Regions from separate parts of the Homo sapiens genome. Here region 1 is linked to region 2. The links are chromatin loops, found by intact Hi-C in ENCODE. Cell type or tissue: endothelial cell of umbilical vein. All regions are shown on one strand. Each heading gives the region's core, and the rest is flanking DNA. Links, peaks and the distances in the headings are about the cores only. Region 1 holds the start of UAP1 (UDP-N-acetylglucosamine pyrophosphorylase 1). Region 2 has its middle 12 kb from the start of NOS1AP.

Region 1 (10,791 bases), core at 955-8,954, 500 kb after region 2:
GTTTCACCATGTTGGTCAGGCTGGTCTCGAACTCCTGACCTTGAATTCACCTAATATTTATTGAATAGCTACTGTGTGCTAGGCTTTTTCTCTTTTAATTCTCTTTCCAACTCCATATTTCAATTTTGTAGATGAGGAAACTGAAGTTCAGGGAATTTAGGTGATTTTTTTCCAGGTCTCACCGCTTCTATATACCTGTTTTATTTTATTTTATTTTATTTTTGAGATGTGGGTCTCACTCTGCCGTCCAGGCTGGAGTGCCGTGGTGTAATCTGGGCTCACTGCAACCTCTGCCTCCCAGCCTCAAGTGATTCTCCTGCCTCAGCCTCGCAAGTAGCTGGGACCAGAGGTGCACACCAGCACACCAGCTAAGTTTTTGTATTTTTGGTAGAGACAGGGTTTCTCCATGTTGCTTAGGCTGGTCTTGACCTCCTGGGCTCTGGCAATCCACCTGCCTCGGCCTTCCAAAATGCTTGGATTACAGGTGTGAGTCACCGTGCCCGGCTCTATCTATCTATCTCTCTGTCTATCTATCTATCTAGCAGATGAAATATTATCTTTTGGAAAACCAAGCTGAGATCATAATACACTGCTAAAAATACATACATTTTGGTAAATATTCCATTTTGGTGTTTCAAATTTTACAGTTTATTTAATAGCAACCCTTAAGTAGATATCTCACTTTTTTTTTTTTGAGACAGAGTTTTGCTCTTGTTGCCCAGGCTGGAGTGCAATGGCGCCATCTCAGCTCACCGCCACCTCTGCCTCCCGGGTTCAAGTGATTCTCCTGCCTCAGCCTCCAAAATAGCTGGGATTACAGGCATGTGCCACCATACCCGGCTAATTTTGTATTTGTAGTAGAGACAGGGTTTCTCCACGTTGGTAGGCTGGTCTCAAACTCCTGACCTCACGTGATCTGCCCGCCTCCGCCTCCCAAAGTGCTGGGATTACAGGCCTGAGCCACCGCGCCTGGCCAGATGTCTTACTTTCTAAGTTCTCAACCTGAGTACAAATTCCTTGGTCTTTTTCATTAAGGAGGCAGCAGGAGTTAGAGAAGGTGATGGTGTTACAAGGGGGGAAACACATGAAGGCCTCTATCCCCAAGGCTGCTTATAAAAGGGCAGCCTCCCATGAGGAGTGAGGCTGTCCCTTGCCTCCTGCCTCTTTCCCAAACCTTCTGGCTGTCCTTTTGGGAAACCTCTTCATTCCTTCATACTTTCCCTCCTCTGAGCTCTGAAATCCTTTATTTGTGCATTCACTATGGCGCTTATGACTCTCTGCATTGAAAAAGAAACCTCTTCTATCTCTATTATTGCACTATAAGCCATTAAGGACACAGAATCTTTTGATTCCCTAGAATGTCTATCACAAAGTCTAGCACAGAGCAGCCAAATAAACATATTTTGAGCAAACATCAGTTTGTTCTTTTTTGAATGCTGAAAACACGCCAGTTTGCGCTTAAGAGAATAGTTCAACTTCAGAGACATCCATATATAAACATGGAGGGATTTCAGGCAATGCCCGCTCTGTACAGGTTTCTGTGCTCTTCATCTAAGCCTCCACTGTATCCAACTAGAAGGCTGAGAATCACAGAAAAACATTTTCCTATCATTATTCCCGTACTAAGGAGGCACAGTTGCCACCATAAACAGCACTTACCGGTGGCATTTACAGCTTCTCAGGTGATGTGGCATTCTGACCAGATGCCAGAAGGCTTGTGACATGGTACAGATATGCTGTTCTGTACACTGTCACACCTTTCCTGGATCATTTTCCTTCAGAGCTGTGTGCTCTGTGGGTTAAAGATTTTCTTTTGTGTTGGACTGGTAATGAACAACTCCACTGTTGGTTGTATTTTAAAATTTTATGTAATTTCAATCTTACTTGAAGAACAGTATAAAGAAGTTCTAAATACCCTTTAAATTAACTGTGTTTTCCTCCATTTACTTTACTATTATTTACTTTGCCTCCCAAATTTCTTTCTTGCCTACCCCCATGTATTTATGCACATATATTTCTTTCTGAGCCTTTTATTTATTTATTTTTTGAGACAGGGTCTCACTCTGTCACCCATACTGCAGTGTAGTGGCATGATCACAGCTCACTGCAGCCTCAACCTCCTGGACTAAAGCGATCCTCCTGTTTCAGCCTTGGGAGTAGCTGGGTCCACAGGCACATACTACCATGCCCGGTTAATTTTTATGTTTTTTAATAAAGATGGGGTTTTGCCATGTTGCCCAGGCTAGTCTCAAATTCCTAGGCTCAAGTGATCCTCTCGCCTTGGCCTCCCAAAGTGTTGGGCTTACAGGCGTAAGCCATTGCTCCTCATCTTTCTGAGCCATTTAAGAATTACAGACATCATATTCTTTTACCCCTAAATATTTTAGTATGTCTTTCCTAGGAACATAAACATTCTTTTACATAACCACAGCACAATGACCAAAATCAATTTATTTAGTCATTTGTTCATATCCGCAACACACATGAAATAGCTCCAGAATTTTTTCATTTGATCAAATATCTTGTGTGGCTTTTAGGCATCTTTTATAACTCTCCTTACACAGATTTTGCACATTTTGCGCTAAATTTATACTTAATTTTTTTTGTTGCTGTTATAAATGGGATTTTCTCCACCATCGTGTCTTCTAAATGTTATAATGTGTGTATATGAGAGCTATTGATTTCTATATGTTCATTTTATAACTTGCTACCTTACTGATATGGTTTGTCTCTGTGTCCCCACCCAAATCTCACCTTGAATTGTAATAATCTTCATGTGTCAAGGGCCAGACCAGGTGGAGATAATTGAATCACTGGCGTGGTTTCTGCCATAGTGTTCTCGTGATAGTGAGTTCTCATTAGATCTGTTTTTTTTTTTTTTTTTTTGAGACAGTCTCGCTCTGTCATCCAGGCTGGAGTGCAGTGGTGAAATCTAGGCTCACTGCAACCTCCGCCTCCCAGGTTTAAGCGATTCTCCTGCCTCAACCTCCTAAGTAGCTGGGACTACAGGTGCGTGCCACCACACCCAGCTAATTTTTGTATTTTTAATAGAGACAGGGTTTCACTATGTTGGCCAGGCTGATCTCAAACTCTTGACCTCGTGATTTGCCCGCCTCAGCCTCCAAAGTGCTGGGATTACAGGCGTGAGCCACCGCGCCTGGCAGATATGATGGTTTTGTAAGGGGCTTCCCCCTTTGCTCAGCACTCATTCTCTCTCCTGCTGCCCTGTGAAGAGGTGCCTTCCACCAGGATAGTAAGTTGCCTGAGGCCTCTGCAGCCATGCAGAACTGTGAGTCAATTAAACCTCTTTTCTTTATAAATTACCCAGTCTTGGGTATCTCTTGATAGCAGTGTGAAAACGGACTAATACACTAACCAAAATTTTTCTGTGGTTTGTTAGTCTTATTGTTGACTCTCAAGGGCTTTCCAGGTATTCTCTCTTGTCATTTGCAAGTCGAAGTAGTTTTATGACTTTTTAAAATTCTTAAAAAATAATTTTTTAATTCTTATATATTTTTTCTAATTTATAAGCCTCTTAGGATTTCTGTTGTCTAACTTCATTAGCTGATACCTTTGGTGTAATGTCAAAAAATCATAGGTAGTGTGAACATCGTTGCCTTGTTTTCTTCAATCAGCTCTTAAAAGACCATGTATATAAAAAGTATTTCGAAGGACAGAAATAACTCTAGTGTTAGACATTTCTGGACATTTAGCTGGCAAGATGAGATTATGGCCCCTCTTATGCCTAGTAACCAGAATAACAAACAAATGAAACTTCAGCAAAAAAGGGTAAAAGTACAAATGTGATTTTATAGTAGTTCATTAAAAACATTGAGCTGGACCTCAGTTCTATCTTTTTTCTTTAAAGGATTGCTAACTAATAATTTTGCTCTTTACTCAGTCATTCATCTATGACTTATAGAATGCCTATAATATTCCAGACATTATCTTAGGTTCTTTCTCATTTTTTACTATACCCATGTGAAATAGGTATTAGCTTCATTTCATAAAAGGACATTGGAGTTTGGAGTGGTTAAATGACTTACCCAAAGTCACACAGTTAGTAAGCGTAGACTGATTTTGAATCTGGGTCTCCTAGTTTGAATTAATAAGTGCTCAATAATAAATAATAACTAAAGGTTATTTAGTGTTTACTGTTTTACATACTTCATTTATATCGATTGGTTTAATACAACCACCAAATGGCATTTTCATCTTTATTGTCTGTTTTTTATAGATGAGAAAACTGATAGCACAAGTAGCTTGCCAAAGATCACAAGCAATAAAGCTGAAATTGTCTTCAGATCCCATGATTAAGAAACCAATCACTACACTATAAACCAATCACTACACTATTCTTCTTTCAAAGAAACGAAGGAAGTTCTAGGATCATGAGAGATGGAGAGTATTCAATCTCCTGAATGTAAATCTACCAGCATTACTTACCAAGTTTAAGTTTTTCTGTTGTTACTTGAGGCAGTGGGTGATTATGCAATTGGTAAAGGGAATGAAAAGGCCTTTGCACCCAAGAAAGTAGAAGAAAGGCGCCTGAATCTCTTTATGATAGGTGGTATGTTAAATCTAGGTATTTTCGTATTTCAACATATTCCACTTCTTGCAAAAGCTGCAAAATGCAACACAACTTTAAATGTAAACATAGCTTCCAAGGGCACAGTGCTGAACATATAATAACCTGTGTGTGCACACCCACACTAGGTTATGTAACAGGACTGTAAACACTGGTCCTGGAATGGCCTGGGAGGTCATCTAGGTCCTCCACCATCTTTCTGCAGAGTACTGAGGCCTAGCGACGTTAAGTCTGCAAACTCACAAAGATGACCCCGGGCTTATACTACCTTAGGTTACCTACTACCTTTGCTTGCATTTCCTCTCTCCTTTCCTGTCTGTTTGTGCAAAAGAAAAAAGGCCTGGCTTCGCCTTCTTGGGAGCCAAAACACAACCAAACAGAGAGCGAGTTTGGAGCCCGGCCAGGCATCTTGTGAACTGCACACAAAATAACTAGCCCAAGGTCAGAGAGCGCGCCAGGCCCGCCCTGAAAGTTTCTCCGCAGGAAAATCCACCGCCCTTTCCCAACCACCCGCGTGGGTGGCTCGGAAATCCGCCACCCTGGGGACACAGCTCCCTGCCCATCTCTGTGGCCCGCTTGTGCCCCGTGCCGCTGGGCCGACTAAGAGCCTCGGGCTCGCACCTCCCAGTACAACCTAGGGACGTCAGGGGTCCTGGGACCCACGAGCCGCTCTCTGCCGGCCGGCTCCTGGCCCCTCCTAGCAGACCCAACCGACATCCTTCACCCTCAGTTAGTGCGCAGGAGGGACCGGGACGCCAGCCGACTGCGCTCCAGAACTATTCCCATTGGGCCAGAGAATGAGTGACGCACTAGGCCCCGCCCCGGCCCGGTGGGTTACTCCTTTCATGCCCGGCCCCCATCCCTAGCCCCGCCCCGGCGCCCCGGGCCGCGGCCGCCTCCGCGTCCGCGTCGTCGTCTGTGCTCCCGGCGCTGACGTGTCTGGGCGGTCGGCTTCCACTCCTTCAGGCGTCGGCAGCCACTAGTCGTGGCGAGAGGGGCGGGGTGGCCGGGGCTGGCGCTCCACTTGGCCCCCGCTCCCGGCCCGCCCCGCCGCCGCGGCCCCCCGGATGAGGGTATATATTCGGAGCGAGCGCGGGACGCCGATGAGTGGCCGCGCGGAAGGAGCTGGAGACGGTCGTAGCTGCGGTCGCGCCGAGAAAGGTGAGGGGCTCCCAGCCCAGCGAGGAGACGGCGGGGCTCGGGACCCGGGCGGGCGGAGGGCCTGGCCCCACCGCACACACGGCCACGCGCTCAGACGTGGACACGCGTCGCACGAACGTGCACAGCGCGGGCAGCCGAGCACACGCCGAGGAGCCTCCCGCTCGCCCGCAGACACACACCCCAGCCCGTGCGCCCCGCAGTCGCACCCCATCCTCCGCCACCCCGCGAGAGGGTGTGTGGGCTGGGCAGCCGGGTGGATGGCGGGGCCAGGGATGGAATGAGCGCGCCCCAGATGGACTGGGGGCGTTGTGGGAGGAGGTCTGGGCCAGTGTCTGAGTCCGAGGGGGTCGTGTAGGCGTGTGGGGTTGGGAGTGGGGCCTCTCCCGGGTGGGCAGTAGAGACCTCGAGGCTCTCAGGCTAGGGCCTTGTGGACAGTTATACCAAGTGTGGGGGCCTGTAGTGGGACAGGAGATCGTTGGCACTGTCAGGTGGAAGCGAGTTGGTGTGTCTTGAATATATGAGGAAAAGATTTGAGAGGTCTGACAAAGACAGGGGATACATTTGGAGGACAGGACAGTGGGACAAAACCTGTTTGCTTGCCACTTTTTTCTTTCTTTTTTTTGGTTTGGTTTGCCATGATACTGGTAGTGAGAGAGAATTGAAATTTCTGGGTTTCCCCTCTCTTGGCCAAGCAGAAGGATGGTATTGGAGGGCTGAGCACACGTATGCTGAACATATGGCTGCTTGAACTTTGGCCTGTCGCTGTGCTACACTTACTTCTACATGGTTTATGAAATCTGAAATCAGGTAATAGGATTATGATCATATGTGTGTGTCATTTGGTATTGCAAAAGTTTAAGGACTTTTAGGTGAAATTCACTGGGTGTGGATCCAAGAGTTCGCCGGAAACTCAAGGCAGTTGTCTATTCCTTCACGGTTAGTCAGTTGGCTCACTTAGCTGGAGCAAAGAAAGACTTCATAGGCTGTGCTGCCAAGCATTTATAGGATTCAGTTGGTGGTTATGTCTCAACTCTGATACTGTTTTTCAAAAGCTTTAAGAGGTTTACTTATTCATTTCGAGGGCATACGTATACCAGCAGAGATAGGGGCTGGGTGGGGGAAGCCAGAAAAGGAGGGAGAAATACTGGATTTCTTTAATACTGGTATTTAAATTCTAATAAAAATATATTTGATAATGGTAGATTATTACCAAATTTTTCATATATTTTGATGCAGATGGATTAGGCTGTGGGCATGTACCAAGTTTTGTCATAATTTCTCGAGCAGATTTTCAACTTTTTCAGATTTCGGTTGTCAAAATAAAAATCCATATCTTTTAACTCTTCTGTTAATTGCTGCTTACCATTACACGTGCCTCTAAACATCGTTAATGGGAAACATGCTACTATTTTTGTGGCATGAAGGTGCTTATATCTGCCTCAAATAAATATAATAGATGAATTGTGCTTGTCCAAAACTCAAGTATGGTCGTTACATTATGAACATTATACAACATGTAGATGAACACATGTTACCAGTGGTTTACGCCCAGATATCAAAGTTTAACCTATGAGGTACCCTTTTTTTTTTTATTTTTATTTTTTGAGACGGAGAGTCTCACTCTGTCGCCAGGCTGGAGTTCAGTGGCGTGATGTCGGCTTACTACAACCTCCGCCTCCCCGGTTCAGGCGATTCTCCTGCCTCAGCCTCCTGAGTAGCTGGGACTACAGGCGCGTGCCACCATGCCCAGCTAATTTTTGTATTTTTAGTGGAGATGGGGTTTCACCATGTTGGCCAGAATGGTCTCCATCTCTTGACCTCATGATCCGCCCGCCTCGGCCTCCCAAAGTACTGGAATTACAGGCGTGAGCCACCGCGCCCGGCCCTATGAGGTATCTTATTTGCATGGATTCATTTTCCCAAGTGTCTGAAGGTGGAGGAGTATCTAATGATCTTTTAGGAAAAGTTTGGTTTATATCTTAAAATGTTATAGTAATATGTTTGTGTATGCCTTTTATCAGACAGAGCACTCTTTACTCTTGACTATCTTGAAGGCATGTGAGAAAGGTTGGTTGTCTTATATTCATGAGGAAATCTATGCACAGGGAGGTAAAATGATTGCATAGAATCAAATGATAGAGAAGGACCAAGAACAGGGACTTCCTATTCTTTGGTTATCTGGTTCCTTGCTGATCTTCCTACTACAATGTACTCCCTTAAATCAGAGGCAAAGCAGCAGCATAAATAAGGTCTTGGGAAAGACTACATTCCTTGGAAAATAATTTAATATAAATCTGTTCCTCTCAAGTGTCTTTTTTAATGTGATTTTTTAAAATTAAAAAATAATAGCATCATGACTCTTGAAACCTATATAAATCAATAGGAATGCCTTTTAATACCATAATGAACATTGAAAGCTGAGTGTTGTTATTACCACCTCAGGGAACACACAGATGTAGGTTCTCTAGACCTGAGCTTGTAAATGGAGTTTGATGTTTAATGATCCTGGTGAGGTAGATACTATTATTAATCTCATTTTACAGATAAGGTAACCGAGGCATGGGGAAATTAAGTGGCTCAGCTTAGCCTAGAATTGTGCTCTGAACTACCATGTGTATTACTTTTCACTGTTCTTATAGGAAGAGAAGATAAGTGTCTTTAGAACCTACTTTTAACCTCTGTCTCTCACATCGAAGCAATTATAATGCAGTGATGATTCTTTACAGTGACCCTCAAATTTATTCCTTTCACTCTCATTTTCTCTGCCACTAATCTGGTTCAGACCTTTGGTATTTCATACCTGCAGTTGTCTTTTAACTTCTTTTCCTGCTTCTAGTTGTCCCTCCTTACAATCTATTGTATCCATTGCTCCTTTCTCTCATCTCTTTAAAGCATGGTAACACTGCCCTGTTTGAGAATCTACTGTTCGCTTTCTATTACTTATTCTCTGAAGTCTAAATTCTTTTGGTTAGTTTTCAGGCTTTTCATGATCTAGCCCTACCCCAGGCCATTTTATATCATTTGTCATACGTTAACCTTCTTACTGCTTTCCATCCCACACGTGCTTGCTCATCATGGCCACCAGGCTCTGCTTGTTTCCTAATCTTTTATTTTTTTGAGATAGAATTTCCTGTTGCTGAGGCTGGAGTGACATGATTACGCCTCATTGTAGCCTCGACCTTCCGAATTCAGGTGTTCCTCCCACCTCAGCCTTCCAAGTAGCTGGGACTACAGGCATATGTTACCACATCTGGCTAATTTTTGTGTTTTTTGTAGGGGTGGGGTTTTGCCATGTTGCCCAGGTTGGTCTTGAACTCCTGAGCCCAGGCCTGTGCTGGGATTACAGGTGTGAGCTACCATGCCTGGCCTCTAATCTTATCTATGTAGTCTGCCCAACCCTTAACACATGGCTAGATTGTGCCTGTTTGTGAACTTTCTAGACAGCACCTATCTCCTGTTGCATTTGTCTGTATTGGGCAAGTAGATTAAATATTTCCCCATTTTCTTATTTTTTAGCACTATGAAGTTTAACATTTTACTATATTATCACAGAATATAGCTCTTTAGAAAACATTTGTCTTATTCACTGATTGTTATATGTGTATTGCTTGTCTCTTTAAGGAGGATCCAAGTTTTTAATGAGTAGAGAAAATAGATGTGTTATTGCTTCTTTGCAGAAGTTGCTAATGAAATGAAATGTATTTTTCCTTATTATAGGTTGTTCTGTCTTCCTGAATATTTCATTATACTGACTACAACAACACATGATAGTATTTCTATCATTAGAGATACAAGGAAAACATTTAAATATTAAGCAGTCAGGTGTTCTTTCAGTGGTAGCTTAGTGGTCAGAGGACTAATACAGAGACAACTAAGTGTGGTAGAGAGTGTGAACCATGTCATCAGGCTGCCTGGGTTCCTGTCCCAGCTCCACTCACTGGTTAGGTTACTTAGCCTCTCTGCCTGTCTTCTCAGCTGTAAAAGAGTGGTAATAATAGTGCCTATGCCATAGTGTTGTTGAAAATTAAACAAGACCATGAAGGTAAAGTACTTAGAAGTGCCTGGTACATATTATTGTCTTACAGGTTTGATCTCTTACAAATATTGAGTGATGGAAAAGCAGAAGTTAATTTTTTTAACATCGTTTTGAAATATTCTTATTTTTAGAGGGGAAAAAAGCCCTCAATTTTGGAGGTTGGATTTTGACATGCCATTAATTACTTTTCTCTTTTAGGTTTACAGGTACATACATTACACCCCTATTTCTACAAAGCTTGGCTATTAGAGCATTATGAACATTAATGACCTCAAACTCACGTTGTCCAAAGCTGGGCAAGAGCACCTACTACGTTTCTGGAATGAGCTTGAAGAAGCCCAACAGGTAGAACTTTATGCAGAGCTCCAGGCCATGAACTTTGAGGAGCTGAACTTCTTTTTCCAAAAGGCCATTGAAGGTTTTAACCAGTCTTCTCACCAAAAGAATGTGGATGCACGAATGGAACCTGTGCCTCGAGAGGTATTAGGCAGTGCTACAAGGGATCAAGATCAGCTCCAGGCCTGGGAAAGTGAAGGTACTGGGCATGTACATATTTCTTACTGAAGTTTATTTGAGATATACTAAAATTGTTCAGGTAGCTGGATCATGTCACTAATATTTTGATTCATACTACATTAAACCAGGTGACCTAGCAGAAAGTGACAAAATTGTCTTTTTATTTTTGATGCTCCATTTAAGGCTTCTCTCATTCAAGTCTTAATTTGCCTCCAGTCTCTTTCCCTCCTCAATTTCCATACTTCTGCTAGATTTCTTTTCCTGAAGCACAAGTTAAATACTTAAGTTTAAGCTGGCTTAATTTTTTTTTTTTTTAAGACAGAGTCTCACTCTGTTGCCCAGGCTGGAGTGCAGTGGGGCGATCTCTGCTTACTGCAACCTCCACCTCCTGGGCTCAAGTGATTCTCCTGCCTCAGCCTCCCAAGTAGCTGGGATTATAGGCATGCACTACCACGCCTGGCTAATTTTTGTATTTTTAGTATAGATAGGG
Region 2 (10,791 bases), core at 904-8,903:
GCCTTATGGTGGTGGAGCAGTTCTGTATCTTGATTATATTCGTGATCACGTCAATTTACATATGCAATTTTTTTTTTGAGACAGAGTCTCGCTCTGTCACCCAGGATGAAGTGCAGTGGCGTGATTTTGGCTCACTCCACTTCCTGGGTTCAAGTGATTCTTGTGCCTCAGCCAGCTAATTTTTGTATTTTTAGTAGAGACGGGGTTTCACCATGTTGGCCAGGCTGGCCTCAAGTGATCCACCTGCTTCAGCTTCCCAAAGTGCTGGGACTATAGGCATGAGCCACCACCTGGCCTCACATGCAATAAAACTGAACATCACTACACACACACATACATGAGTGCATGTAAAACTGGTGAAATGTGAATGACCTCTGTGGATTGTCCCAATGTCAATTTCTTAGTTGTGAATTAAGAATTACATCCTTTTTAATCTTAATTCAAACTCCACTAACCATACAGGATGCTTCATACTGCATTCTCTGATGATGATAATGTAATGTGTACCCAGTCCCTACTTGTAAATCCTTTATAGCTAGAGCTACTCAGCCCCTACTTACAGGCCAGTCCCCCACCTAGGTTTTTGGATTAGTCTTATAGTTGTGCAGAAAGAATTTAGGAGCCACAGGTTAGTGTTTAGTGGTCAGCATCAAGGGTGATGATGCTGTGACATCAATATCTGTTTAGCCCTTCCCTCTTTTTTTCCTCTCCTTGGTAGCTCCAGGGAAGGGAGAGAGTTCACTCCATAGGATCCACCTTTTCTAGGAGGCCCATTTCCCACATTGTTAGTTGGTTCATTGCATAAGGCTTATCTGTAGCCTTCTAACAAACTCTTCCCCCTCTTCCCCTCCATCTCTCCCATAGCTCCATACAAGCAGCTGATTGGGCAGGATTTTAGGCTTGGGTAATATTTATATCTGTGTTTTGGCAAAAGAGTGAAGCATTATTCACTTCACTTCAAACCGACTGTTCCAGGTCTTCAATCAAGTTTTAGAGCTGTCTCTAAATTTTAATTATATTATTTCCTGTAGCCTAATTGGCACTCAATTTAAAATATATTATTGATAAGTCATCACCTCTATGTGCAAACCCATGCCTCAGACCAGAGAACCCTTTGATGTTTAGGTCTCATATTTTAAAGGAAGAGATGTAGATATCAGTGGCTCCAAACCCATTTCTTTCTGGACCAGTGAAGGCATGCAGAGGAAGTCAGGGCTTCCTTTTTCTCTCAAGCTGATTCCTCAGACCGCTTCTTCCTTTCATATCAAAGGTTTCAGTCAGTCATCCATTTTTCTCAGCTCAGAAATTCTGACACAGGGAGCTTACTTGTATGTGTGACCTGCCATTATACCTTGTTGTGCCTGGAAGTGTGAGAAGGGACAGAATTTTTACTTGAAAGAAGACAGTCTTGTTTCCAAAGAATGACAGAGAGGGGTTCTTTGCCTTTCCCATCAAGTAAGACTTCCTTTCAGTCTGAAGAGAGCCAGTCTTGAAGGGCACTTGGTCGGCAGGCACCCTTGCTCCCACTCATCTGTATTTGTACCCTTGGGTTCTAGCTCCAACTTCCTGGTAACCCAGGGGAGCAACTCTATGGAGATCCTGGCAGGGTTACAGAGGATCCTTGGGGGTACAGTTGATCATTCTAGACAAATCTCCCCAGGAACAGGTTGTTTTTCCAGATTTTACAGAATATAGTATTTATAAGACAATATTTCTTTTGCTTTCTCTGTCTCTCATGGCAGAACTTTTCATGCTTAATTGTTCCAAAGTACTGTTTCGTCAGAGCCAACTACACCAAAAATTCTTGTTCCCTTCTGAGATGGAATTACTGCTAGCAAGCAACTTTCCAGCCTGAGAACCCATCTCAGCTTCCGGCACATGTGAGAGGGACCATGCTACTAGTTCTCATCAAGAGATCTTAAGCAGAAGGGATGTGTGTCACCTCTGGGCTGAGGTGGTTATGTTCCAGGTACAGGGCATTTCATCTCTTTCTTTGACTGCCATTTGGCTGAATGCAGAGGATCCAGGAGAGGTGACAAGGAGGGCCTAGGGGATGGTGGAGCCACAGGATAGAAGGAGCCTGGATGCTGAGTTGCCACTTTAGGAGAGAGCTGCCAAGGAGAGCAGCTTGACCAGGAATGTCTGAATCTGTGACTTGCCATTATGCTTTGCTGTGCCTGGAAGTGTGTGAAGAAACAGAATCTTCAAATTTATGTGAGACAATATCAAAGACTTGGAACCAACCCAAATGCCCATCAATGATAGACTGGATAAAGAAAATGTGGCACATATACACAATGGAATACTATGCAGCCATAAAAAAGGATGAGTTCATGTCCTTTGCAGGGACACAGATGAAGCTGGAAACCATCATTCTCAGCAAACTAACACAAGAACAGAAAACCAAACACTGCATGTTCTCACTCATAAGTGGGAGCTGAACAATGAGAACACATGGACACAGGGAGGACATCACACACCGGGCGGGGCCTGTCGGGGTGTGGGGTGGGAGAGGAGGAGGGATAGCATTAGGACAAATACCTAATGTAGATGACAGGTTGATGGGTGCAGCAAACTGCCATGGCACATGTATACCTATGTAACAAACCTGCACGTTCTGTACATGTGCCCCAGAACTTAAAGTATAATTTTAAAATATTTAAAAAAATTTATGTGAGAAATAAACTTTTATTGTGCTAAGTTACTGAGATTAGGGATTATTTGTGACAGAAGCTGGGGTTAATAACCCTGACTGATACAACCATCTTCCTTAGAGTGAGGATGAGGAAGAAAAAGACAGTAGAGGGTCAGGGAGAGGACGGCCCCCATTGGCCACATATATAAGAACAACACATAGAACTATGAACTAGAAACCCAAGTGCCTAGAATCCCATACTTCACAAATGGAATCAGCATCTCTATTTGTCCTGCCTAAAAATACAGTATTTAAATCTAATAGTTATCAAGTTGCATTTTGCTGGCAGTGCAGGAGACTTAGAGACAAATGAGACAGAGTTGCTTAAGTCTTTTGTGGCAGCACAGTCCCTGCCAAACAGAAACACTGGATAAATATTTGTCGAATTGGATAGTTGGAGTCAGATATGAAACAAAATGTAACACAAGGTAAGTGTCTACACAGGGCTATGGGAATAGACAATAGAACAATTAATTTTGCTTGCATAGAGTATGTGTGAGTGGTTAGTAAAGGCCCCAGTGTCTAGATGTCTTTTACAGAACAAAGATGCAGACAGCCCTGGGTTCCTTATAGCTCTTAGCAATGAAGCTGATGGCTTGGGCTCACCCCCTGTCACTGCTGCTCTGAGAACTCCCAGGCCTTCCTGACTCCTCCACCCGTGGTCCCCCCCATCTAGATCACCCTTTGTTGGTTCCTTTCCTCCTTCCCGTGCACATTCCTGTAGTACTCTCACACTTCCCTTCCCAGCACCTCTAGGGAGGCCAGGGCTTCAGGACACCACCAGGGAGATATTCTTGCCCATTTCTTGTTTACTATGAGTCAGCCCCGACTCACCACCCAGGGCTGTGCATCCTGAACATAGGTTTTTCCAGCCTTTGATGAGAAGGCAGTGCTGTGGCTCTCCTATGACCAAGAGAGAAGCCAGCACCTGGTTATCCATGGAGTTACCTTACCTCACCACCTTTCCTTTCTGCTCACACCTTTCAAGTTTAGGTTCTGGAGAGGTTCTCAGGGGAGTAGGCACATGGCCTGGGCCTACGGGCTTCTTGGTTCTCACAGGGGTCCAGGCTCTAGTTCTAGTCTATGCTTTCTTTTCTTTTCTTTTCTTTTTTTTTTTTTTTTGAGATGGAGTCTTGCTCTGTTGCCCAGGCTGGAGTGCAGTGGTGTGATCTTGGCTCACTGCAACCTCCACTCCTGGGTTAAAGCAATTCTCCTGCCTCAACCTCCTGAGTAGCTGGGATTACAGGCGCATGCTGCCTGCCTGGTTAATTTTTGTATTTTTTTTTTTTTTTACTAGAGATGGGGGTTTCACCATATTGGCCAGGCTGGTCTCGATCTCCTGACCTTGTGATCCGCCTGCCTCAGCCTTCCAAAGTGCTGGGATTACAGGCGTGAGCCACAGCGCCCGGCCTCTAGTCTATGCTTTTGAGGGCATTAGGGGAAGTTTGTGTTTCAAATATATTTTGATATTCTTAAACATGTTTCATGATCTTTAAAATAAAAAGATGAATCCAATGTGTTCTGTAAAATGGGGGTGGAGGTGGATCTGAGGGTTCATTTCTCAGGCTGCATCTAGATCTTTTAGGAGGGCACCACTACTCAGTTCTGCCTCTTGAGGGCACCAGAGACTGTTTTGCCATCCACAGAACAGCAGGGAACTAGGCAGCCATCAGCTGAGTGACCCATGAACAGGCGATGTTTGGCCAGCCAGGGGAGCCCTGCTTGGGGGCCATAGCCTTGCAGAGCTCTGCCAGGTTAGTGGGATGATGACGGGACCCAGAAACCTGAGCTATGGCTTCAGCTCTGCTCTCAGCTAGCTGTGTGCCTTTCAAAAGCCATTTAACTTCCCCGGGCTTCAGCTTCCTCCCATGTATTAAAAGTAATGGCCAAAACCTCAATTATCTTTGCACCAACCCAAAAAAAGGCCAGGGGTAGAAAGAGCTGACCCAGATGGCTTCTTCTATATTTAGGGCTTTGAATTGCCCTAAATCATGGAAAAACTGGAAATGATAGAACGGCATAGATTCTTATTTCCTGGAGCCTTTGAAAGTGTTCCGGTCCTGAGCCCTGACCTCGACATGACCAGAAATTGGTTATGGCAAGATGGCTGGGAGCAGGGGGCAGGTGCTGACAAAGAGTAAATGAAGAAAATGAGGCTCAGGAGATAAATCAGAGTGGAAATGTCACAAGCTCTCCCTAATTTAGAATCATAACTGATGCTAGGAAAAGGACCTGAGAAAGATTGCATAACCTTTTTGTAACTATCCTCTGCCTGTCCAAGCTGTGTATGAAATAATAGCTATGAAACACAATACAAGCTAAGGGGGCTTTGGTAGCACTCAATAGCCCTGTTGAGATGTGGGTGGGTGTCTCAATAGTATTCCGAGTCACAAATGAACTTTCCTTGACATTTCATTTCCATACCTGAATTGTACATAATATTTTGGTTCACACCAACTCACTGAGGTAGGAAGACAAAATGCATGTCTATAGCATTAATCTTGGAAAAATGAATCATTCATTCATTCATGAGTCAACTAACGAAAGAAAGAGCAAGCGCCGAGTGGGAGAGTCTTGGCTGTGAGGGTAGTAAAGGCAATTCTGATTCAGGCACAACTCTTAGGAGTGGAAGTCTTTGGCCCCCGAGCAGAGAGAACTTGGTTGCAGGTCAGTGGGGTGTATTTCACTGTCCCAGATGGCACTTGTATGTAGGTTAAACTCAGAATCCAAAGTGTTGCTAAAGGACTGTATGGAGAATATGTGGGGAATGGGAGCAAACGGTAGTCTTATATGTTGTGAATGCCAGAGGATAGATAGAGACAGCAGGGGATGTTCTGAATGCTGAAAAAACCACGTTACCATTCAGTTGGGGGCGACATCAAAATTCTGCTCCTTGCCTTGTAGGGATGTCAGGTGGGATATGGGTCAGTAAAGCAAGATAGAAGTCTGGGGAGTAATAGTGCTTAGAGAGGCATCAAGGTAGTGGGATCCCTAAAAGGCTTTTTGAGAGGGAGTTGCCATTCCAAATTCAAGAACTTGACACTTTCCCTAGGGAGCCATAAGGAAAGCAAAGTACCTTTTCTTTGATCTTGCTTTGTAGACATGTCTTCTTTCAGAAAGTCCCTCCTATCAAGGGAGCCACAGGTAGATAGGGGTACAGTGGAGAGGGTTATAAAAGTCAAGGACTAAAGAGAAGGAATACACAGAAGGCGTGGGGTGAGCATGGAGGGTGGCTTGCCTTCAGACCTGGCTCCAGTGCTTATACCTATGTGATCTCGGAAAAACCCTATAATCTTCCCCAGCCTCAGTTTCCTCTTCTGCACTATGGGAGCCATACTTGTACCTCTCTCAGAAGGTTCTCATAAGGATTAGGTGAAATATAAACAAATATAAACAAAAGGCTTTTTAAAACTATACGGCATGGACTGAAAATAAACTATTATTATTATGAAAGGCAGAGGCGGTAGGTGCATACCAGAATGCCAGGATTATTACTTTTCACACATGGTGGTGTTTTGGGGACCCCTGCAGCCTTGCTAAAACTACTTCTACTGGGTGACTGCAGGTGTTAGCAAATTAAGTTTTTAAAAGGGCTCAAGAGCACCTGTGTGCGGGCTGAATCCTTGCATTATGACTTGGCAGCCTGGTAGGGCATGCTGGTCTCTGGAAATCACCTTTTGTAGTAGGCTGGGAGGGGACCTGGGGGTACCCACAAATTATCTGCTAGTTCTCCACTTTACGCAGGAGATCTACTTCTACCTCATCGTGGTAACCTACAACTTACATGACAGCTAGCCATGGTGACCAGAAACTTTATTGTTTTGTAACCCAGTAGGCCATGAATGCCTCCCTGGTGTGCCAAGAAATTGCATATACCATAGTTGTAGAGCCAGGTAATACAGGCATGCATAGGTTTGGACACAGGGCCTAGGAGGAGAAATCCTGGGCACCAGCCAATGTAATGTATTCCCAAAACACATCTTTGAAAGGCTGGATGGACCTTCTTGTCTCAACGCACCACTAATGCCACCATGGCATGCATCTGATAATAACAGATATCAACTGAGAGCTTACAACATGCCAGAAACTGTGCTGTTTTACATGCATAATCTCATTGTTTTAAAACTTTTTTATTGTAAAATATACATAACAAAATTTATCTTAACCATTTTTAAGTGTACAGTTTAATGGCATTGAGTACATTTGCAACGTTGCATGGCCGTTACCACTATTCATTTCCACAACTTTTTCATCATCCCAAACAGAAACTCTGTACCTATTAAACTATAACTCCCCATTTCCCCTTCCTTCCAGGCCTTGGTGACCACTCTTCTACTTTCGGTCTCCATGAAATTGCCTATACTAAGTACATCACACAAGTAGAATCATACAGTATTTGTCATTTTGTGACTGGCTTATTTTATTTAGCATGTGTAATTCCTAAAGTTTCATCCACATTGTAGTATGTGTCAGAATTTCCTTCTTTGTTAAGGCTGAATAATATTTCATGATATGTAAATACATTTTGCTTATCCATTTATCACTAATAAATATTTGAGTTGTTTCCACCTTTTGACTATTGTGAATAATGCTGCTTACAAGTTTTTAAGATGGAAAATTCTAAACATATACAAAAATAGAGCACAAAATATGATAAAACCTCATGTACAATGATCAACTCATCAACAATAATCAACTGATGGCCAATTTTGCTTCATCTATATGCCCACCTACCTCCCCCCATCCCATATTATTATGAGGCATCTCAAACATCATACAGTAATTGTTTCTAGTTTACAGAAGAGGAAGCTAAGGGACAGAGAGGTTTGAATTTGACCAAAATTCAAACTCAGGCAGTGTGATGACTGGGCTCATACTTATAAGTCTTTGTGTGTGTGTGTGTGTGTGTGTGTGTGTGTATGAGTGTGTGTTCATACATATACACACATGCATGGGGTCAACCTTGGGCAAAATTGCATATTTGGAAAAGTTTGCCTCTGGTGCCTCTCCCTGCGTCTTTTCCCATACTTGGATGCCACGTGGACTTTAAACATATGAGCACAAGTTTGAAGTCTTAGTTCTTAGTTACAGGTAGAGTCAGTAATGCCTGGCCTCCAGAGTGGGTGTGAGGATTAAAGGAGATAAGATCAGTAAAAGTGTTGGGCACCTTCAAGCATGTGGCAGATCAGTACACATGCTTTCCCCTCCCTTCCTTGGGGGGCCAGGCCCACCTTCCCTCCACAAAAGCAGACCTCAAGGAAACATGCACTATCAGAGCGCAACTCTCAGATGTCAAGGGGTAATCACTGCTGGGGGATTTGTGTTGTGAAATAAAGGATTTTTACCCTGCCAGTGAGTACACGACAGAGGTGGTGCAATTCCTTCTTGCCAATGAAATCATGTATGCGTGTGTGTGCAAGCATGTGCATCCACAAATGTGTAAAATAGGTTGGTGGACAAGTTCAGACTTCATTCTCTACCCAGACCATTACATTTTCTTTTCTCTGAGGAATTGTGACCCTGAAACAAATAACCACTTTTTCTCTCTTTGTCCTCTATTGGCTAAAATAGGAGGACAAGTCCTTTGTTGGGACCCTCATCATTTTCTGGCCCAAGGATACGAAACCACGGGACAGAGGTCTGAGCTCAGACAGGTCTTGGCAAGCCTGGCTCATTTCACTTCTAATCCTCTGTGGCCAGGCCCCTGGAGGTAACTCGGGAAGGACTGCAGAGCTCAGTGGACAACGGAGCAGGACTCATTGGTTGACCACAAAGTCTCAGGTAACCTCAAAATGTATCTGCAGAGGGGACAGGAGGGCACTGTGGCCTCAAGTATATTGAGTGATGGTCAGCAATAGTCTGGTTGGCCACTTCCTCTACCTGGAATGGGCTTTTCTGATCTTGCCCATGGAAGTAATAGAATCCTTTAATGCCAAGCTCAAGTACTGCCTCCCCTGTGACATTTTCTGTGTCTCCTCCCACTCTCCACCTCCACCCACCCCTGGTTGCCATACAAAGTGATCTCTCCTGCTCTGAACTCCATGGTATCACTTTTGTGCCCTCTGAAGCACTTTTAGTGCTTTATTTTTATACCATCGGAATATCAGTCTTAACTCCTTGATAGATCAAAGTGAGTTCCTCCAGAACAAGAACTGTTTCATCTATTTCTTTCCACTGTGAAGAGCCATTCAGTCATGCAACTAATGAGCATGCAGACTAATGAGCTGACAGAGCATGCAGTCAGCAACTAATAAATATCTGTTGGCTAAATGATCAGATGTCTCACACAACCATGGCACATAGCAGGCACTCACTAAATGCACACCGAACGAAGTAACATCCATCTCCAACATAAGAGACAGTTTACCCTGCCACGGATGTTCAGATGGAAACCAGTTTCATATAGCCCTTCAGGCAATAAAATATTTCAAAACCTCCATGGAAATAACCATACAAACTGCCTTGGGTAGCACCTGAGATGGTCTCAAATGGGGTTTCGAGTATTCTAATATCCCAAAGTGTGGCATTTTTATTAGTCTGTTTATTATTCTAACTGGCATTCTGAAGAATTTGAATGTCACAAAGTAGTACATACTTGTTGATTTAAGATAGTCTTGATGAGAATATCTGACCAGAATATCTGCTCATCAGCAGAATAATGGTTGACATTTGTAACAGTGACCCTGTAGTTACACAAGAAACCCAAACACCTTATTTAAGGAAGTGTTATAATATCTTTGGAAACTTGCTTTTTAAAAAGCCATTTTAATTTTCTTTTCTTTTTTTTTTTTTTTGAGATGGACTCTCGCTGTATCTCCCAGGCTGGAGTGCAGTGGAGCGATCTCGGCTCACTGCAAGCTCTGCCTCCCGGGTTCATGCCATTCTCCTGCCTCAGCCTCCTGAGTAGCTGGGACTACAGGCACCTGCCACCACACCCAGCTACTTTTTTGTATTTTTAGTAGAGACGGGGTTTCACCATGTTAGCCAGGATGGTCTCTATCTCCTGACCTCGTGATCTGCCCGCCTGGGCCTCCCAAAGTACTGGGATTACAGGCGTGCGCCACCATGCCCAGCCCTTAATCTTTTTTTTTTAAGACAAGATTTCACTCTGTCACCCAGGGTAGAATGCAGTAGGCGATCGATCTTGGCTCACTGCAACCACCTCCTGGCCTCAAGCAATCCTCCCACCTCAGCCTCCCAAGTAGCTGGGACTATAGGTGTATGTTGCCACACCTGGCTAATTTTTGAATTTTTTGTAGAGATGGGGTTTTGCCATGTTGCCTAGAACTCCATGTTGGTCTTGAACTCCTGAGCTCAAGTGATCCACCCACCTTGGCCTCCTAAAGTGCTGGGATTACAGGCATGAGCCACCTCGCCTGGCCTATTTTAACCATTTTTAAGTTAATAACTCAGTGACATTAAGTGAATTCACCACTATCTCCATAACGTTTATCATCCCAAACAGAAAGTCTATACCCATTAAACAATAACTGTACATTATCCCCTCTTCCTGGCTTCTGATAACCTGTATCCTATTTTCTGTTTCTATGAATTCACTTGTTATAGGTACTCCATGTAAGTGAAATCATAGTATTCATCCTTTTGTGACTGGCTAATTTAACTTAGCCTAATGTCCTCAAGTTTCTTCCATGTCGTAGTATATGTCAAAATTTCCTTTCTTTTTAAGGCTGAATAATATTCCATTGCATATATACACTACATTTTGTTTAATCCATTCATCTATTGATGAACATTTGAATTGTTTCTTCTTTTGGGAAAATTACTGTGAATAATGCTGCTATGAACATGGGTATACACATGTCTGCTCAGAAACGAGCTTTTTATGATCGCCTTCTCATCAGTAAATTTTATATCCATGGTAACTTCCCACTAACCAGAATATTTGACTAACTAGAATACTCCATTTTACCATCAGGCTTGGTAAGAACATTTCCTGGAATATATGGTAGACGTACAATACACAGTGATGGAGAATTATGCCTCCGTCTCACACATGGACACAGGGCCACAGGCAGGCAGATGACTGGACTACAGCAGCCCAGCATATTAGTATGGGCAGTCAGATTTGCACTTAG

What was found. Hi-C counts contacts between places; a loop is a spot of excess contacts. Peaks named below come from ENCODE experiments on the same cell type or tissue, not always from the same donor. Only the 100,000 strongest peaks of a DNase experiment are listed, where the experiment ranks them.
Region 1: it touches region 2 in a loop (4-fold over the local background); 7 of 110 quality-filtered maps call a loop at or near these places.

Annotation. Positions count from the first base shown.
Region 1 is chr1:162,556,029-162,566,819 of GRCh38, forward strand. UAP1 (UDP-N-acetylglucosamine pyrophosphorylase 1) reads left to right here and starts at 5,694. Exons shown (of 11, transcript NM_001324116.5): 1 at 5,694-5,749; 2 at 9,984-10,320. The coding sequence starts at 10,041. UAP1-DT (UAP1 divergent transcript) reads right to left here and starts at 5,325. Exons shown (of 3, transcript XR_426859.4): 1 at 5,210-5,325; 2 at 4,447-4,624. RefSeq lists silencers at 5,283-6,182, 9,676-9,735. In endothelial cell of umbilical vein, for the core only: no CTCF peak of the experiment used is centred there; DNase peaks (open chromatin) are centred at 5,433 and 6,483; H3K4me3 peaks cover 1,908 bases; H3K27ac peaks cover 1,973 bases.
Region 2 is chr1:162,051,844-162,062,634 of GRCh38, forward strand. No RefSeq gene overlaps it. Among named protein-coding and RNA genes, the nearest start is that of NOS1AP, 12 kb to the right of the region's middle. RefSeq lists an enhancer at 4,134-4,648. In endothelial cell of umbilical vein, for the core only: a CTCF peak has its summit at 4,312 (motif pointing right); DNase peaks (open chromatin) are centred at 3,438 and 4,318; H3K27ac peaks cover 1,218 bases.